2 separate regions of the Homo sapiens genome follow, and region 1 is linked to region 2. The links are chromatin loops, found by intact Hi-C in ENCODE. Cell type or tissue: IMR-90. All regions are shown on one strand. Each heading gives the region's core, and the rest is flanking DNA. Links, peaks and the distances in the headings are about the cores only.

Region 1 (9,075 bases), core at 24-8,023, 54 kb after region 2:
AAATATGGAGTAATCTTAAAACATAGACAACAGTACTAAGTGCAGAAATAAACACATACTACAATATCTATTATACAGACTATATCTTGGTATGGCCGTGCTTCTTGGCTTTTTCTGTAATTCTCTGTATTCTTCATCTATTTCCCTCTCCCATATGTTTATCTGTTGGTTATAACTTCAGTTTTCTATTCTTTTTTATTATCTGTGTCATCATAAATTACTGCTTTATGATTAAGCTTTCAACATAGCAGAGGCACTGTAGAATTTACATAACAATGTGGCAGAATCAATCCCTTACCTGTATCTGTTATTTCACTGGGGAAAACTTTTGATTCTCGTAATCGGCTTTCTGGCACAGGACTCACTATAAACCGCCTTCCCGCAGAATGAACAACTTGAGTTAAAGAACTGGTAGGAATGCCTGGTCAAAAACAAACAAACAAACGTAACTTAATAGCATTATTATTATAAATATTGTTAGACTTCATTATTGGCACATACAACTGCTTTTTTTGAGGCACGGTCTCATTCTCTCACCCAGGCTGGAGTGCAGTGGCGCGATCTCAGCTCACTGCAACCTCCGCCTCCTGGGTTCAAGCGATTCTCGTGCCTCGGCCTCCTGAGTAGCTGGGACTACAGAAGCCTGCCACCACCCTCGGCTAATGGCTTCTTAAGTCAAAGGTAAAAACAAGGAAAGAAAATAAATTCACCTATTTGCTGTGGCATGGAAGACGCAGGAATTGGTTGTTTGAACTCTCCTTCCAATTTCTACAACAAACAAAAGTGATTAAATACATTCTCAAATGCAATCTCAATGACTAGGCAAAGCAAACTGCCACATGTGAAGAGAACATAAAAGTTTGTTGTCGGTCATGGGTGTCAGGTGATATCACTGGACATTTTGCATAGCAAATTTAGAACTATGAAAATATTTTAAATCAACAAAGTTTCACTATGGGAGTGGTGAACCTACCTGAGAACCTGAAAAGCCATAGTCATCCTTTCCTTGTAGACTCTCCAATCCCTGATCACCCTCTGGTTCCACACTGACATCCTCACTGAGCATTTCATCAGCTTTTTCAATAATTTCTCGCACTTGATCCACAAACGACTCTCTCTCTATTGCTAGAATAAAGTCATTGTTCACCTGTAAAAGAAATGTGATGTCAGTCTAATTAGTGTCATTTCTCAAACTTTATGTCACTTTTATGACTTCTGTCCTATCTGCATACTTACCTATATTTTTATTTATTTTGTACTCAAGTTAGCTCTTCTCTTTTTAAGAACTTCAATATCTAGTTAGACATAGCCTAGACAAAAACATCACTAAATCACAGGTTGGGTGTGATAGTTTTATTCACATTGAAGTAAATGCATAACTTTAAAAAAACATGGATTATAAAATATGGCATATTTGCCTAGAGCAATGGCTATTAAGATCAAGTACTAAGGAAAAACCTAGAACTCCAAATGCAGACGTACCATAATTGTTGCTATCTCCTCGGGGTTGTCACCATCTAGGTCAAATTTGAATGTAACCATTTTCCTATTATGAGTCTCTAATTGACATTCTACTACTCGGTCTCCTTTATTTGAAACCTAAAAAGAAAAAAGGTACATCATCTCCAAAGACCATATTCAGCTTTATTACTGAATTTCAGAAAAGCAATGCAGATTAGCACTTGACTTTATGTCTAAGGAAGCATAGTGTTATCGCTGTTCCTTGGAGCACTAGTACTTTGTCTCTTAAACTGGTAGCAAGAAAAATCTTTGAGAAGACGTTAGCCTTTGAGCTACTTACTAAAACTCTCTATTCTTTTTCTAAAAGATAAGTAGTGCTTTATCATAGAAATATGGAATGTAAGAATATCATTTGGCTAATTATAAGATCCTATACATTCATCAATTCATCTAAGCCTTAAGAAATATTTAAATGATATTAACTGCTGGCCCTATCATAGCTTTATGAACTACCTTTTCATTTTTCTAAAAATGTGATATTTAAGTCAAAGAGACTGTGGGCATGAAATGAGAAGAGTACTATATAAATTATCTGGCTGGGTGCCTGTAATCCCAGTGGTTTGGGAGGCTGAGGCAGGTGAGTCACCTGAGGTCAGGAGTTTGAAACCAGCCTGACCAATATGGTGAAACCCTGTCTCTACTAAAAATACAAAAACTAGCCGTGCGTGGTGGCACGTGTCTGTAGTCCCAGCTACTTGGGAGGCTGAGGCAGGAGAATCGCTTGAACCCAGGAGGCACTGCAATCACAGTGAGAAGAGATCATGCCACTGCACTCCAGCCTGGGCGACAGAGCGAGACTCCGTCTAAAAAAAAAAAAAATTATCTGTCACACACAGATAGTTATCTTTATTTTATGAAGTGAGTGGTTTGGATTTGATGACCTCTAAAATCTTTTTCAGTGTCAAATTCCTTTAACAACATGAAACTCACAAATTAGGAATACTTACATTCAAAATTCTTAATTTTGGGCGTGAAGTTTTTTCATGTCGAGAGCGACTCCTTACAGATTTTCGGTAATGCCGTTTTGTAGTTCTTCCTTCATGCCTTCCACTGGAAGATGGGACGTTCTCATTGCCATCACTCATACCTGAAGCAACATCTGAATGTGCACTTTGAAATTTAAAAAGAAAAAAAAGTGCAGTTTATAATATGAGATTTAAAGGTCTGACAGTTTGGCGTTTCATACCGTCTTATTTACCAGTCAAGGAAGGAGAATTCTAGTTTTACGTACCTGTCTACAGAGGAAGCCAAAGTGGTCGGCTGGGTAGCTTGGGTCTGTGCTACTGCAACTGGCTCTGCAGGAGCAACCTGAGAGACTCCCTGAGTACTCTGTGAATCGAAAAGATAACTCAAATCTCGGTAGTAATAGATTTATCATTCACTATCCCCAATAATCTACTTATTTTTTTCCTTATCCCTCCCCACTACGTCCTAGAAGCACTAAATTTACTAGTAAATTCTCAATATTCAGCATCTAGAGATAATGGTCTTAAAATTCCAAAGGAAGTTGCTAAAGCTAGTCTCTGGTATAGACTGCATGGTATGAGGTCAGCCAACATATCTGCTAGGCAGTGTGAACCTACAACTTGCCATGCAGCCAGCATCTTACCAAGAGTGTGCAATAGCGCAGACAGAGCATAGTACAAAGATGAATTCAGATCTTCTCCTAGCAGGGCAAAAATGATTGCTGAGAGCACAGGAGGGTAAGATACTCTTATGACTGCCAATGGAAAAAGTTTGTGAAAGGACAAGAATAATGGCTAAAGTACTAGCTAGAGAAGTGAAGTGCTAATAGGGTTCATCTTCTCCAAGGCACACTCACTTCCCAACAGAACAGCCAGTGGAAACAAGGACCCCACATTGGCATTTCATTCTGCTGTAAGAAAAAGTCATGCAGAAGTTAGTTTGACATGGTCTCCAAATAAGTTCTAAACCAGGGGAGCCTGTTTCTTTCTCCTTTATCATTGTTGTCCAATTACATATATACGTTTTACATATAAACATGCAGTAATTCTATTTACCTCCAAAACTGCTTGCTGGGAGGATGTAGTGGGGGCTTGTGCTAAACTCCCTCCTGGCTGGGACACTTGAACCTGTCCTCCTACACCACCCATAGGAACTAAAAGATTTGATTCCACATAAGGCTGCACCACTGTGGGAAAGTACCCAGGTGTAGCCAGTACTTCTGTCGGCATGGGAGGGGATAGGACTGTAGAATGGATGCAAACAGAAGCCACGTTGGAAGAGGGAGCAATATTTGAATCTCCTGGGTACTGTGGTGGCAGTCGAGGTGGGAAGCCCTGTGACAGAAATGAGGAAGGTGAGTTAGAGCAGGTTGGGGGTCAATAAATTAGCAAAACAGCAAGACATGCAAAAAAAAAAAAAAGAAGCACACAGCAAAGAAGAATAGTAGCCAATCTCTTTCTAATAATCTAAAGGGCATATAAAGACCACATTCTTGAAATGAAGTAGTAGACTGGTTCCAACAGAAGAGACAGGACTCTACAATACTACTTTATTGTCGGTTATCTTCACCTAGAGATGATTTAAATAGGAGGAACACAATTTCTTCCTAGCCAATCTTAAATGGAAAAATGCAAAAATTCTTCCACATAACAGTCATATCATGAAATGCTAATTTTCCCAGTCTAAACCCCGAAGCTTTTTGTTGATACCATGTTGGCTATTCTATTTATTCTACCCATATATGTAAAAGTTGCCAGGTGTACTATTAACCACATCTAGCATTCAATCAGCTTACAGTGAATACTGAGAGAACCATTTTTCTCTGAAGAAGTGTCTTGAGAAAAATGGATCAGGAATCACTGAACATCATTATCCAATCCTTTCTCAGAATTTTACTATTTTGCTTCTCTAGTTGACATGTTATTGCTAGTTATTCTGACACTCAACTATTAGATTTCCATGTTCCTGATGATCTACTAGGATCAAACTCTGTGGTGCCCTCTTTTGCTAACTAACACAATACCTGGTACAGAACATCTCCAGAGGAAAGTGGAACCTCAGCAGCTTGTCCAAGGTTAGCTGGTATTCCCATGGACTGAACTGCTGGTTGTAGGAGCTGTGGGTGAACCTGACTTGGCAGCTGAGTCACAGGCTGCAGAAGGGTTGGAAGCTGACTAGGAACCACAGTTGATACCCCCGGGATCGCAGCTGTTGTAGCAGATGAAGCCAACGTGAGCAGAGGCTGAGTAATGCCAGCTGCCATTGTGATGGGAAGGGATGAGAAACCTGTCTGAGCCGTAGACACATGAGGAGTTGATATGGGAATCTGAGAGACAGGGTACTGAGGGAGCAAGGGAGTAGGGAGCGGCTGTCCCACTGGAAGGAAATGAGCACCAGAGTGGACTGGAACAACCGAGGGTTGTGTCGCAACTGGGATCTGAGGTTCGCCTTGGATAGTTGGTACTGGCTGGGAAACTGGAAGCTGGGAAGGTAAAGAAAAACAAAACAGACAGGCTTAAAAAAAAAAAAAAAAAAAAAAAAGCAAGGCTGCCAAAAGCAAGATTTATGTATTAGCCAAAAAGAAGGAAAAAACAAACAAAAAAAAAAACACCAAACCAACAAAACCCTGCATACATTAGTGTTAAGTTAATATGCCACATAAGAATATGGAAAGGAGAGCAGGAGAGAAAGAGGCTAAATAGACTATTACTGTTCTACACCTTTTGTCATAGAAATATTTGCTAATGCTTCAGCATTTGGCAATAGAAGAGGACCCTTCCATAGACAAGGGGTTGGCTTTTTTTTTTAACAGCTTTATTGGAATATATTTTATATACCATAATGCTATCACTAAAGTTACGACTGCTGTTACAGTAGTTACTGAAATTCAAATGAATTCCTTCCCAGTGGAATTAAGATTTCATTCGTATTATTTCTAAAATTCTTAAGTCCAACATGGCTCAATAAAAATTGGTATAATTCACATATTTCACTCATTCTAGGATGCAATCATCCCTCTCCACTACCTGATCATTTTAACATGTGAGAAATTGGGATCTACTTTATAACTGATAATGTGGTACATAAAATATGGTACATTTTAAAGTTGATAGCATCTCAGATGTGATGAAATATTAGGGTAACAATACACTGTGCACATACATGCACAACAGTACTCAAAAATAAAGTTGAAAAAAGGTCATTCAGAAAAGCATACCTTCTACAGGGTACTTCTCAAGTGATTAGGAGGACTACTTAAGAAAAAAAAACATTCCACACAGTAAACAGTGCAGAAATCTACATGAAAATAAAGCATAGTTTCAAACCTAGAATATCAGACATAGCTGACACAATTCTAGGGAATGTCATAGGTTCAGTTACCAGAGCACCTTTATTTAACCTGTTATTTCTAATACCTGTTACATCAATTTTGGACTGGTAAGACTAGAAGTGAAACTTTGGATTGTCACTGCTGTCAGTAACGTACCCATTTACATTAAATAATGCATATGCACCAATGAGGTGATCTTCACTTCATTTCTGCAATGAGATTAACCTACTTCAAGGGTTGGTTACCCTTAGAAGAAAAGGTAGAAGTCTATCCACATGAAAGGACAAGTTACATGGAAATCCCTTTTAGCACCCTTTCAGAAATTAAGAGTTTACCTGTTTAAAAAAAAAAAAAAAGTTTACCTGTTTTCCAGCTGATACTTGAGGCAAGACTTGTGGAGCTTGAGGCTGACTCACTGGCTGTGCAGTAGTGGCCTCACTGGAGGTTGATGTCTGTGAAAGTGAATACTGCACTGTCTGTTGAGGAGGGGCTGTCTGCTGTATTCCCTGCTGCTAAGAATAAAATACAATGATTCAGTTTTATTTCAAATCAATAACAGCATGTTTCTAAGGAAGCATGTTTACCTAAAGCCTTCAGTGTCTGTAAATAATGATGATTTTAGTAATCAAGACATGCACAAACCCAAATTCATCAATTTCCATTATATATTTGTTTTCCCTCTGATGTTCTTTGTGATGGTGCCACCAGGAAAAATTAACCAATCTTTTAATACTCAAGTTACCATTGGCTCTTCACCCAATTATCTCCCTCACCCCAACAATAGGTCTTTACAAAGACATTTACATAACATATCCAGACAGTTCCTTTCCCCATCCCATCCCTGCCATTCCCTTTTCCCTATCTCTTGGCATCAGCTCTCTCTTTGGCACCTATATCAGATAGATCCAATAGCTTCCTTTAATCTTTTTTCCTTACCCTATTTTATCAACTGTATAATTAATATGCTTGAAGAATAGCTTTGATTATAGCTACAAAATAGGGAGGAAAGCACTGGATTTGGAATAACAGACATTTTCAAATTTTAGCTTTAATATTTACTAGCTGTTAATGCCTTAGATTGCTTATTTTATTAAAAAAATGAAGTTTCTCTTTTTGAAACAAGGACATTATTTTTTAACTCAAAGTGGGGCAAAGGGAATGACACCTGGGAATCTACTATGTACTAGGGACTCAAGTATAATTTAATGCATGGTGCGTAATTATACACCTAATTTAATGCATGGAACATAACTGTACTCGAATACTAAATTCTGTAATAAATCAAGCAAACAAAACCAAACAAAACAGGACTATGACCCCTAGAGTACTGCCCCTTCTGTCTAACAAATAAAAACTTGAGGCTGGGCGCGGTGGCTCACGCCTGTAATCCCAGCACTTTGGGAGGCTGAGGTGGGCAGATCACCTGCGGTCCAGAGTTCAAGACCAGCCTGACCAACATGGAGAAACCCCATCGCTACTAAAATTGCAAAAAATTAGCCGGGCGTGGTGGCACATATCTATAATCCCAGCTACTCAGGAGGCTGAGGCAGGAAAATTGCTTGAACCTGGGAGGCGGAGGTTGCAGTGAGCCGAGATTGCACCATTGCACTCCAGCATGGGCAACAAGATCGAAACTCTGTCTCCAAAAAAAAAAAAAAAAAAAAAAAAAAATGAAGTTTAGGGCTGACTTTCAAGATCTTCTAATACCTAATTTATATTTTTTCTTTAATACAACATCTGCTTGTAATAAAAATTTTAACTAGTACATCATATTATAAAGTTAATGAAAATACCCCTAATCCTATTCTCCAGAGGTAACCACTATTAGTCGTTTGGTGCATAACCTTCATGGATTTTTTTCTATGCGTAAGTGGCCATTTTCACATAGTTTTCTTTTTTTGTTAAAATAAACAAAACAAAAACATGCCTTTCCTATACATAGTGTTCTATAGCATACTACTTTAATTTCTAAATGGCATCAGTCTCCTAATGATAAACACTTTGGTTGTTTCATTTTTGCTACTTAAAATAATGCTGCAACCAACAGCCTTTTACGTATGTGCTGGTATACCCATACGACTAATTGGTTACTGCTGGTATAAAGATAAGCTATTTATTTGTACATTTATTATGTATCTTGCCACCTTGATAAGTGTCTTAGATTTTGTTAGGTGATAATCTACAAATAATATTTTTGCTCTTCTTATATTTATGTCAATTAAAATCACCAAAAGAATGCTAAAATATAATGGCAACAGCAGTCATGTTTGGTTTATTCCTATTTAATTATTTCTGATAATGTATTCTTTTTTTTTGACACGGAGTCTCGCTCCGTTGCCCAGGCTGGAGTGCAGTGGCGCGATCTTGGCTCACTGCAAGTTCCGCCTCCCAGGTTCATGCCATTCTCCTGCCTCAGCCTCCTGAGCAGCTGGGACTACAGGCGCCTGCCACCACGCCCGGCTAATTTTTTGTGTTTTTAGTAGAGACGGGTTTTCACCATGTTAGCCAGGATGGTCTTGATCTCCTGACCTTGTGATCCGTGCACCTCGGCCTCCCAAAGTGCTAGGATTACAGGCGTGAGCCACCGCGCCCCGGCCTCTGATAATGTATTCTTATTTTAACTTTTAAAGAAGCAGAAATGGCTGCTGAATTACATGAAATTTATTTTCTGCAAACTAAGATAAACCACATGTAGCCAATTCTAAAGGTGCTCTGAATATAAGACAAATTTGTTAATTTCCCACCTGAGAAAAAGGAACTAAAAAACCAGAAAACCTTTTTTATTTGCCAACTTGAACAAATTTAAACTTTAAGGAATGTGAATGAGATATCTATAATTATCTAACTCATTAATTTACACACGTAAATAAGATTGCATATTAAATATATTAATTCAGAAATACTGCTCCCTCTCCCCCAAACTCTACATAGGTAAAGACACCAGCATCTTTACCTTCACTGAAGCTAAATTATGAACGCTCCTGCAGTTTTCTGGCATAACATAACACATTCCATCTAAGTTGTATCTTCAGGTAAAATGTGCAGTGAAAAGCACCTATTTACATAACATTAAAATAAAACTAGATTTTTTTTTCCTTTCTCTTATAGGTTTTTATTCATGTAACCCTTATATTGACATCTTAAAGAGATCTTTAAGCCAGTTGTTTAAAATCACATACAGTCCTCAGAATAGTGAAGTCATATTGCTGAGAATAAGGACTAAATTTATGTTTATTCCTTAAAAATATTCTGTCTGA
Region 2 (9,075 bases), core at 716-8,715:
TATACAACTGTAGTCCCAGCTACTTAGGAGGCTGAGGTGGGAAGATCACGAGCCAAGGAGTTTGAGGGTACGGTGAGCCATGATCGCCTCACTGCACTGGGTGGCACAGCGAGACTGTCTCAAAAAAAAAATTTACAATTAATGTCTGCATATCCTTCACCTAGGTTCATAAATTTGTACTTTTGCTTTATCTACTTGCCTTTTTCTCTCTCTCTACACACACACACACACACACACACACACACACAATTAGTTGAATGAATTGAGAGTAAGTTGCAGAAAACATGACACTTTACTCCAATATTGCATCATACAAAATCATACATCTAGTGATAGGCCATTGTCCTACAGAATCACGATATAATTATCACACTAACCAGCTGTGGTGGTGCACACCTGTAGTCTAAGCTACTCGGGAGGCTGAGGCAGAAGGATCACCTGAGCCCAGGAGGTTGTGGCTGCAGTCTCATATTCATCCCATCATCAGATTTCTCCCATTGTCCTAATAATATTCTTTATAGCTTTTCTTTATCCCTGATCCGAAATTTCATTGAAGATCACACAGTGCATTTAGTTGTCATGCCTCTTAAGTCTTTATTTATTTATTATTTATTTTTTGAGATGGAGTCTTGCTCTGTTACCCAAACTGGAGTGCAGTGGCATGATCTTGGCTCATGCAACCTCCACCCGCTGGGTTCAAGTGATTATCCTGCTTCAGCCTCCCGTGTTGCTGGGACTACAGGTGTGTGCCACCATGCCCAGCTACTTTTTATATTTTTAGTAGAGACGGGAATTGTACCATGTTGGCCAGGCTGGTCTTGAACTCCTGAGCTCAGATGATCCACCCGCCTTGGCCTCCCAAAGTGCTGGGATTACAGGCGTGGGCCACCACACCCAGCCTTAAGCCTCTTTTAACATAAAAGAGTTCACCAGCCATTCTATTTTGTTTTGCTTTTTGAGACACTGATGCTTTGGAGAGTCCAGGCCAGTTGCTTTGTAGATTTCAACTTGTTTGATTGTTTCCTGATGATTAGGTTGGTAGAAATACTACCTCAATGATGGGACCTTCTTAGTGCGTCCATCAGGAAGCACATGATGTGACTGTAATTGGTGACATTAAGTTTGATTCCTTAATAATTAAGGTGGTAACTCCCAGGTTTCTACATTGTAAAGGCATCTTTTGCCGCCCTCCTTTTTATTCCCAAGTAGTTTATTTGGAGATTAGTCCTTTACACAGTAGAGGAGCGGGGAAGGGAGACAGGAAAGGAAAGTTTGACAACAAAGGGTGAGTTTTCAAGCCTGTTGCCACGGGGGAACCTAATTCCACTGGAGAAGCTCATGGCTTGGTGATGTTCCACAGAGGGGTCAGAAATTTAGCGTATTTCAACACCAGCTCCTGTCAGGCACCATTTGAGGGCTGCTGCCAGGGTGGTTCAATTTTCTGGTGCTTACAGCTTGCCATAAACAGGTGCAAAGTAGTCTGGATACCAAAGAAAGCTCTCAGGTAACAAGATGCAGATGTTGGCATTTGGAAGTCAGAATAGGGTGCACTATTGTGGTAAGAGCTGAAGGGATGGCTGGGCGCGGTGGCTCACACCTGTAGTCCCAGCACTTTGGGAGGATGAGGCAGGCGGATCACCTGAGGTCAGAAGTTCGAGAGCAGCCTGGCCAACATGACGAAACCCCGTCTCTACTAAAAATACAAAAATTAGCCAGGCGTGGTGGTGGATGCCTGTAATCCCAGCTATTCAGTAGGCTGAGGCAGGAGAATTGCTTGAATCTGGGAGGTGTAGGTTGCAGTGAGCTGAGATCACACCACTCTGCACTCCAGCCTGGGTGACAGAGCGAGACTCTGTCTCAGAAAAAAAAAAAAGCTGAAGGGATGCTGAGTAGAGCATCCGTAGTGTCTGCTATACCTGGGTACCCTAGAACCTGGAGAACCTACAGCTTGAGGCAAGAGCGTATGTGCTATTATTTTTTCAAGAAGTGTGCTCTCAGGAAGCAGAGGTAGGGGAAAGGTGAGTGAAGGGAGAAGGAAGATTAAGTCAGTTCAAGGGTGCATTTTGAAGTTGGTTGCCCTTGGTGCAAGTACAGTTGGTTGCTTGTTCTCCTAAAGCTGTCTCCCAGGAGGATGTATACATAACTGCATTCCAGGGCAATCCATCTAAAGGAAGGGTGGACGGACCCCTCAGCTTCTGTATCTCACTGGAAAAAGGTTTGCTTCATGGCACATTAATTCCCATAGACTTCTAGGTTGTGCATGTGTGGGTACCAGGTGGGTCCCACAGACCCTTACACCTCCAAGGCAAGCAGCAAGCCACGGGTGGGAAGTGATAGGTACCCAGTATGAGCAGGAGGTAAGGGACCGTGGGGTTGTGCCTGTGGGCAGTTGGTTATAACCCAGACGTGTTTGATCAGCCCAGTGACAGCTGGAGTGGACAAAGTGACCAAGGGCCTCAAGGACACACAAGGCCAAGAAGATTTGAAGTGCTGTGTAAGATATGCCTAATGCATTTGGATTCTACCTTTGTTTAACGAATATGCACACATAAAAAACACTTGAACTCCTTGAGCCCAGGAGTTCAAGACCAACCTGGGCAACATAGTGAGACACTCATCTCTAAAAAAATTTTAAAAAAAATTAACCTGGCATGATAGCACTCACCTGTAGTCCTGTCTACTCTGGAGGCCGCAGTGGGAGGATCACCTGAGCCCTGGAGGTCAAGGTTACAGTATGCTATGATTGCACCACTGCATTCCAGCCTGGGTAACAGAGCAAGACGCTGTCTCTTAAATTTTTTTTTTTTTTTTTTTTACTTTTATAATGGAAAAACCATTGTAGACAGTTTTAGGAAGGAAAGCAGAATAGTAAGACATCTTTTTCAAAGTAAAAGAGCAAAAAAGGCAAAAAATATTTCACATTTACTTTATGGACAAAGATAAGATTGTCCTTCAATAAAAGACTGAATTTTTTTTGTTTGTTTTGTTTTGTTTTTTGAGAAAGAGTCTTGCTCCATTGCCCAGGCTGGAATGCAGTGGTGTGGTCTCGGCTCACTGCAACCTCCGCCTCCCGGGTACAAGCAATTCTCCAGCCTCAGCCCCCCGAGTAGCTGGGACTACAGGCACGCGCCACTGCATCTGGCTAAGTTTTGTATTTTTAGTAGAGATGGGGTTTCACCATGTTGACCAGGCTCGTCTTGAACTCCTGACCTCAGGTTATCCACCTGCCTGGGCCTCCCAAAGTGCTGGGATTACAAGTGTGAGCCACCGTGCCCGGCCACAAGTTGCTCTTTAAATGTGAGAAGTGTTCTGGCATGGTGGCTCACACCTGAGGCGGGTGGATCACTTGAGGTCAGGAGTTCGAGATCAGGCTGGCCAACATGGTGAAACCCCGTCTCTAGTTATTTATTTATTTATTTATTTATTTATTTATTTATTTATTTTTTTGAGACGGAGTTTCACTCTTGTTTCCCAGGCGGGAGTGCAATGGCGCAATCTCGGCTCACTGCAACCTCCGCCTTCCGGGTTCAAGCGATTCTCTTGCCTCAGCCTCCTGAGTAGCTGGGATTACAGGCATGCACCACCACACCCGGCTAATTTTGTATTTTTAGTAGAGACGGGGTTTTTCCATGTTGGTCAGGCTGGTCTCGAATTCCTGACCTCAGGTGATCTGCCCTCCTCAGCCTCCCGAAGTGTTGGGATTACAGGCGTGAGCCACCACGCCCGGCCCTGTCTCTACTAAAAATGCAAAATTTAGCCGGGCATGGTGGCGCACACCTGTAATCTCAGCTACTCAGGAGACTGAAGCAGCAGATTCGCTTGAACCCAGGAGGTGAAGGTTGCAGTGAGCTGAGACCACACCACTGCAGGGCAGCCTAGGCGACAAGAGCGAAACGCTTACAAAAAAAAAAAAAAAAAAAGATTCACAGGTGATGGTGATGCTGCTGGTTAAGGAAGTGAAGTGGCTTTTTGCTCTGTAGCCTTCCTGAATGTTGGGGCCTCCTGCTCTTCATTTGTTTCATTTCTATTAAGTCTCCTCCCTCCAGCTATCTTGTTAGCTCCTGGAAAGCATTTCAGTGATTGTGGCTTCTATTTCTTTTTGACCCCACAGTGTCCAGGGTCATGCTGCCTATATAGTAGTGAGCAGTAAGTTGAGGTTTTTAAAAACTTTATTATTATTATTTTTGAGATGGAGTCTTGTTCTGTCACCCAGGCTGGAGTGCAGTGGCACAATCTCAGTTCACTGCAACCTCTGCCTCCCAAGTTCAAGTGATTCTCCTGCCTCAGCCTCCCGAGTAGCTGGGACTACAGGCGCCTGCCACCACATCCGGCTAATTTTTTTGTATTTTTAGTACAGATGGGGTTTCACTATGTTGGTCAGGCTGATCTCGAACTCCTGACCTCAGGTGATCCGCCTGCTTTGGCCTCCCAAAGTGTTAGGGTTACAGGTGTGAGCCACCACACCTGGCCGGTTTTTTTAAACTTTAAAACAGATTCACTTGATTTTTCTTCCCTACCCCCCAGCTTTTTTGAGGTATGACTGACAAAAATTGTATATATTTAGGGTGTACAATGTGATGATTTGATATGTGAATGCACTGTGAAATGATTACCACAGTCAAGGTAATTCACATATCCACCACCTCCCAGTTACCCTCTTAGCTAGTACAGGTTGGGTATTGCTTCTCTGAAATGCTTTGGGACCAGAAGTGTTTTGGACTTCAGATTTTGGAATATTTGAATATATATAATCAGATATCTTGGGAAGGGGACCCAAGTCTAAACATGAAATTCATTTGTTTTCAGAGCCTAAAGATGATTTTTTTTTTTTTTTTTTTTTGAGATGGAGTCTCACTCTCGCCCAGGCTGGAGTGCCGTGGCACAATCTCAGCTCACTGCAACCTCTGCCTCCCAGGTTCAAGCGATTCTCCTACCTCAGCCTCCCAAGTAGCTGGAATTACAGGCTCGCACTACCACACCCGGCTAATTTTTGTATTTTTATAAAGACATTTCACCATGTTGGCCAGGCTGGTCTCAAACTCCTGACCTCAGGTGATCCGCCCGCCTCAGCCTCCCAAAGTGCTGGGATTATAGGTGTCAGTGACTGCGTCTGGCTGATAATTGAATTTTTCTCTTGGAGAAGCTGAATAAACTGTGTGTTGTGTGCCTGCCTTTTTTTTTGTTTTTTTTTTTTTTTGAGACAGAGTCAGACACTCTGTCACCCAGGCTGGAGTGCGATGGGGTGGTCATAGCTCACTGCAGCCTCAAACTCCTGAGCTCAAGCGATCCTCCCACATCAGCCTCCTAAGTAGCATAGCACCACGCCTGGCTAATTTTTAAATTTTTTGTAGTGATGGGGTTTTGTTGTCTAGGCTAGTCTCAAACTCCTGGGCTCAAGCAGTCCTTCTGCCTTGGCCTCCCAAGGTGGTAGGATTATAGGTTTGAGCCACCATGCCTGGCCATTACCTGTGTTTTGACTATAACACATCATGTTGGCACTCAAAACGTTTTGGATTTTGGAGCATTTTGAATTTTGGATTTTTGGATTAGCAATGTTCCACCTATAGTACATTTTTTGTTTGCTTTCCCATAAAGAATTTTTTGTAATTTTGATTTTATAGTTCTAAATGTAATATATTCTTATTGTAAAAATCACCTTTAATAGCACCGCCAGAATAGCAAACATGTTAACAGAAAGGTAGAAGTAGACCTTAAAGAATCTTCAGCAGCTTGAGAGACCACAGCTAACCACTGAGGAACTCTGTTCTGGATTGGAGCAGTGCTTAGAAGCTTATAAATAACTCTTAGGGTATTGCATAGGGATTCTTTTTTTTTTTTTTTCCTGAAATGGAGTCTCGCTCTGTCGCCCAGGCTGGAGTGCAGGGTGTGATCTCAGATCACTGCAACCTCCGCCTCCTGGGTTCAAGCAATTCTTTGCCTCAGCCTCCCGAGTAGCTGGGATTACAGGCGCCTGCCACCATGCCCAGCTAATTTTTTTGGATTTTTAGTAGAGAGGGGGTTTCACCATGTTAGCCAGGATGGTCTCCATCTCCTGACCTTGTGATCCACCCACCTCGGCCTCCCAAAGTGCTGGGATTACAGGCATGAGCCACTGTGCCTGGCCGCATAAGGATTCTTTATGTGATTTTTCAGTAGAGGCTCTTGCCTTTTACTTTAAACATTCTTTGAGGGTTGTTTTTTTTTTCCGCTTTTTATTTATATAGAGGTCAACCAGAATCAAGATGTCTGGGACTGAGGAAGCAATTCTTGGAGGACGTGACAGCCATCCTGCTGCTGGCGGCGGCTCAGTGTTATGCTTTGGACAGGTAACTGTGGTTCCTTCATGCCGGGAAAGAATGAGGTGAAGTGAGTAAAGTTAGGGCAAGGCAGTTTGTAGAGCATCGTAGTACATGTGTGAGCAGTACCTAGTACGTTTACCTAGTACGTGTGTGAGCAGTACCTAGTACGTTTACCTAGTACGTGTGTGAGCAGTACCTAGTACGTTGACGCGGTGCGTGCGGGGGCAGTACCTAGTACGTTTACATAGTACATGTGTGAGCTATTTGTTATTGGTTTTTCCTTTAGATGCATTTTTTGGGAGTCTTGTGAACTCTGGAGGGCATTTTGGAATGTTAGCTATCAAAAGACTGATAGTACTGGGGATTAGATTTAGATTTTAAATTTTTTGTGGGGGGGGATAGATAACATATTTGTATGACATCAAATTCAAAATGAAACTGTGAAAATCTCCCTATTTCCTATTGCCCCTGTGTGCATGCCACCCAGTTCTATTTCTTTTTTTTTTCGAGACTGAGTCTTGCTTTGTCACCCAGGCTGCAGTGCAGTGGTGCGATCTCAGCTCACTGCAACTTCCACCCTCTGGATTCAAGCAATTCTCCTGCCTCAGCCTCCCAAGTAGCTGGGATAACAGGCATGCACCACCATGGCCAGCTAATTTTTATATTTTTAGTAGAGATGGGGTTTAACCATGTTGGCCAGGCTGGTCTCGAACTCCTGACCTCAGGTGATCCGCCTGCCTCGGCCTCCCAAAGTGTTTGGATTACAGGCGTGAGCCACCACGCCCGGGCTTAATTTTTTTGTATTTTTAGTAGAGATGTGGTTTCACCATGTTGGCCAGGGTAGTCTTGAACTCCTGACCTCGTGATCTGCCTGCCTCGGCCTCCTAAATGCTGGAATTACAGGCATGAGCCACCGCGCCTGGCTCCAGTTGTCTTTCTTGGAGGCATGGAAAGTTACTGGGGGTCCTATTCCTTGTAGGGACATTGTGTGCACAGAAAAGAGTTTCTTGCTTTGTCCACCCAAACTCCATCTTTGTCTTTAGCAGAGAGTTGTGAGTATTCATCTCATCTGAGCAGGGCAAGGGGGACAAAACCCAAATCAGCAAGCAGTAGTGTGTTTCTGTTTGTGCAGGATGGGAAATTGTTGTATTGGAGAAGGCGTCAATCTCTGGAAAGGACAAATGGAAGCAAGGCTTCCTACCCCCGTGCTCTTTCCGTACTTGCTTCCTGTGCTGACGTCATTTACAGATCTGGAGGCAGAACATTTTAGCTTCCTAAGCTTCAGAAACATTTATAAGGATGGTAGCAGCAGCTAAGGCAGCAGTTCTCAAAATGCAGTTCTCAAAAACCCTGGGGTTTCTGAAGATCTTTCAGAGTCCAGAAGGTCAAAATTATCTTCATAATAATACTATTTGCCTCTTTCACACTCATTGTCTCATGAGTGAATGGTAGAGTTTTCAGAGAGTGCATGATATGTGGTGATGTCACTGCTATGATGCCTAATGGCATGCATGCCTTAAAAGTTTCTCAGTTTTGATTCCTAATAGGATACATAGAACCCACATAAACAAAGGTTCTGGGGGGTCTTTTTAAGAGTATAAAGTCTCCATAAAGGATGGAGACTCAATGATGTGAGGAATGGTGGAAGTGTGAATTTAATTTTCTTTTTTGGGGTTGCAGTGCCAGTACACAGCAGAAGAGTACCAGGCCATCCAGAAGGCCCTGAGGCAGAGGCTGGGCCCAGAATACATAAGTAGCCGCATGGCTGGCGGAGGCCAGAAGGTAGGAGAATTCATGTGCCTGGAAAGCAGGCATCCATACCGCAGACTCCGATGGTCTTGCCAGTTCCCTCTCTGGGTCCTCAGGGATTCGGAAGTCTGCTGTTAACTGTTCCTGGAGGTCTCCCAGTGCCCCTGGGAGGGGATGGGTTCCAGACTTCATTCTCATCCGAAGGGGCCTGGGCATGGTCTTGACACTCGCATAACCGCCGTCTTAAGATTTTTACATCATCTTTTTTTTTTTTTATTTTTAAAGACAGGGTCTTGCTCTGTCACCTAGGCTGGAGTCCGACCAGTGGTGTCATCTCAGCTCACTGCAGCCTCCACCTCCCAGGCTCAAGCGATCCTCCTGCCTCAGCTTCCTGACTAGCTGGGACTACAGGCACACGCCACCACACCTGGTTAATTTTTTAATGTTCTGTAGAGACGACATCTCGCCATGTTGCCCAGGCTGATCTCGAACTGCTGGGCTCAAGTGATCCTCCCACCTCGGCCTCCCAAAGTGCTGGGATTACAGGTGTGGGCCACCATGCCCAGCCTTTACACCATTAAAAAAAAAATGTTCCTTTTGCCATTTGCTTTTTTTTTTTAATTAAACACTTTTTAAAGAACTTATGATTGACACATAATAATTGCATATCATTTGCTTCTAATTTTAACTTCTGTGTATATTTTTGGTCTTCCATAAAATATGTCAAACAGATTTGTACTTTTTGCAAACTGAATTTTAGCAACTGCTGGGTGAGTTCCTCCTCCCAACAGACCATTCGTTCTCGCGGGCTCCATCTAGAAGATTTTTGAAATAAATTCATTGAGAATTTTCTTGAAAAAAAAATTTTTTTTAACAGACTGGTTCTCACTCTGTCACTTAGGCTGGAGTGCAGTGGCACGATCCTAGCTTACTGCAGCCTTGAGCTCCTGGGCTCAAGTGATCCTCCCACCTCAGCCTCCCGAGAAGAATGTTTAAGGACAGTTTATCGAAAAAAGTAGATGAGGAA

The links. A loop is a pair of places that touch in the nucleus more often than their neighbours do. Peaks named below come from ENCODE experiments on the same cell type or tissue, not always from the same donor. Only the 100,000 strongest peaks of a DNase experiment are listed, where the experiment ranks them.
Region 1: a loop joins it to region 2, with 2.0 times the contacts of the local background. A loop is called at or near these places in 10 of 110 quality-filtered maps.

The regions. Positions count from the first base shown.
Region 1 is chr12:875,467-884,541 of GRCh38, reverse strand. WNK1 (WNK lysine deficient protein kinase 1) reads right to left here. Exons shown (of 28, transcript NM_018979.4): 10 at 6,181-6,330; 11 at 4,511-4,969; 12 at 3,543-3,821; 13 at 2,753-2,850; 14 at 2,469-2,631; 15 at 1,483-1,599; 16 at 974-1,147; 17 at 711-768; 18 at 299-421. Among named protein-coding and RNA genes, the nearest start is that of RAD52, 70 kb to the left of the region's middle. In IMR-90, for the core only: no CTCF peak of the experiment used is centred there; a DNase peak (open chromatin) is centred at 4,691.
Region 2 is chr12:930,226-939,300 of GRCh38, reverse strand. It overlaps RAD52 (RAD52 DNA repair protein), which reads left to right. Exons shown (of 12, transcript NM_134424.4): 2 at 6,225-6,326; 3 at 7,980-8,081. The coding sequence starts at 6,243. It overlaps LOC124902855 (a long non-coding RNA gene), which reads right to left and starts at 7,988. Exons shown (of 2, transcript XR_007063155.1): 1 at 6,496-7,988; 2 at 3,433-6,460. In IMR-90, for the core only: no CTCF peak of the experiment used is centred there; no DNase peak of the experiment used is centred there.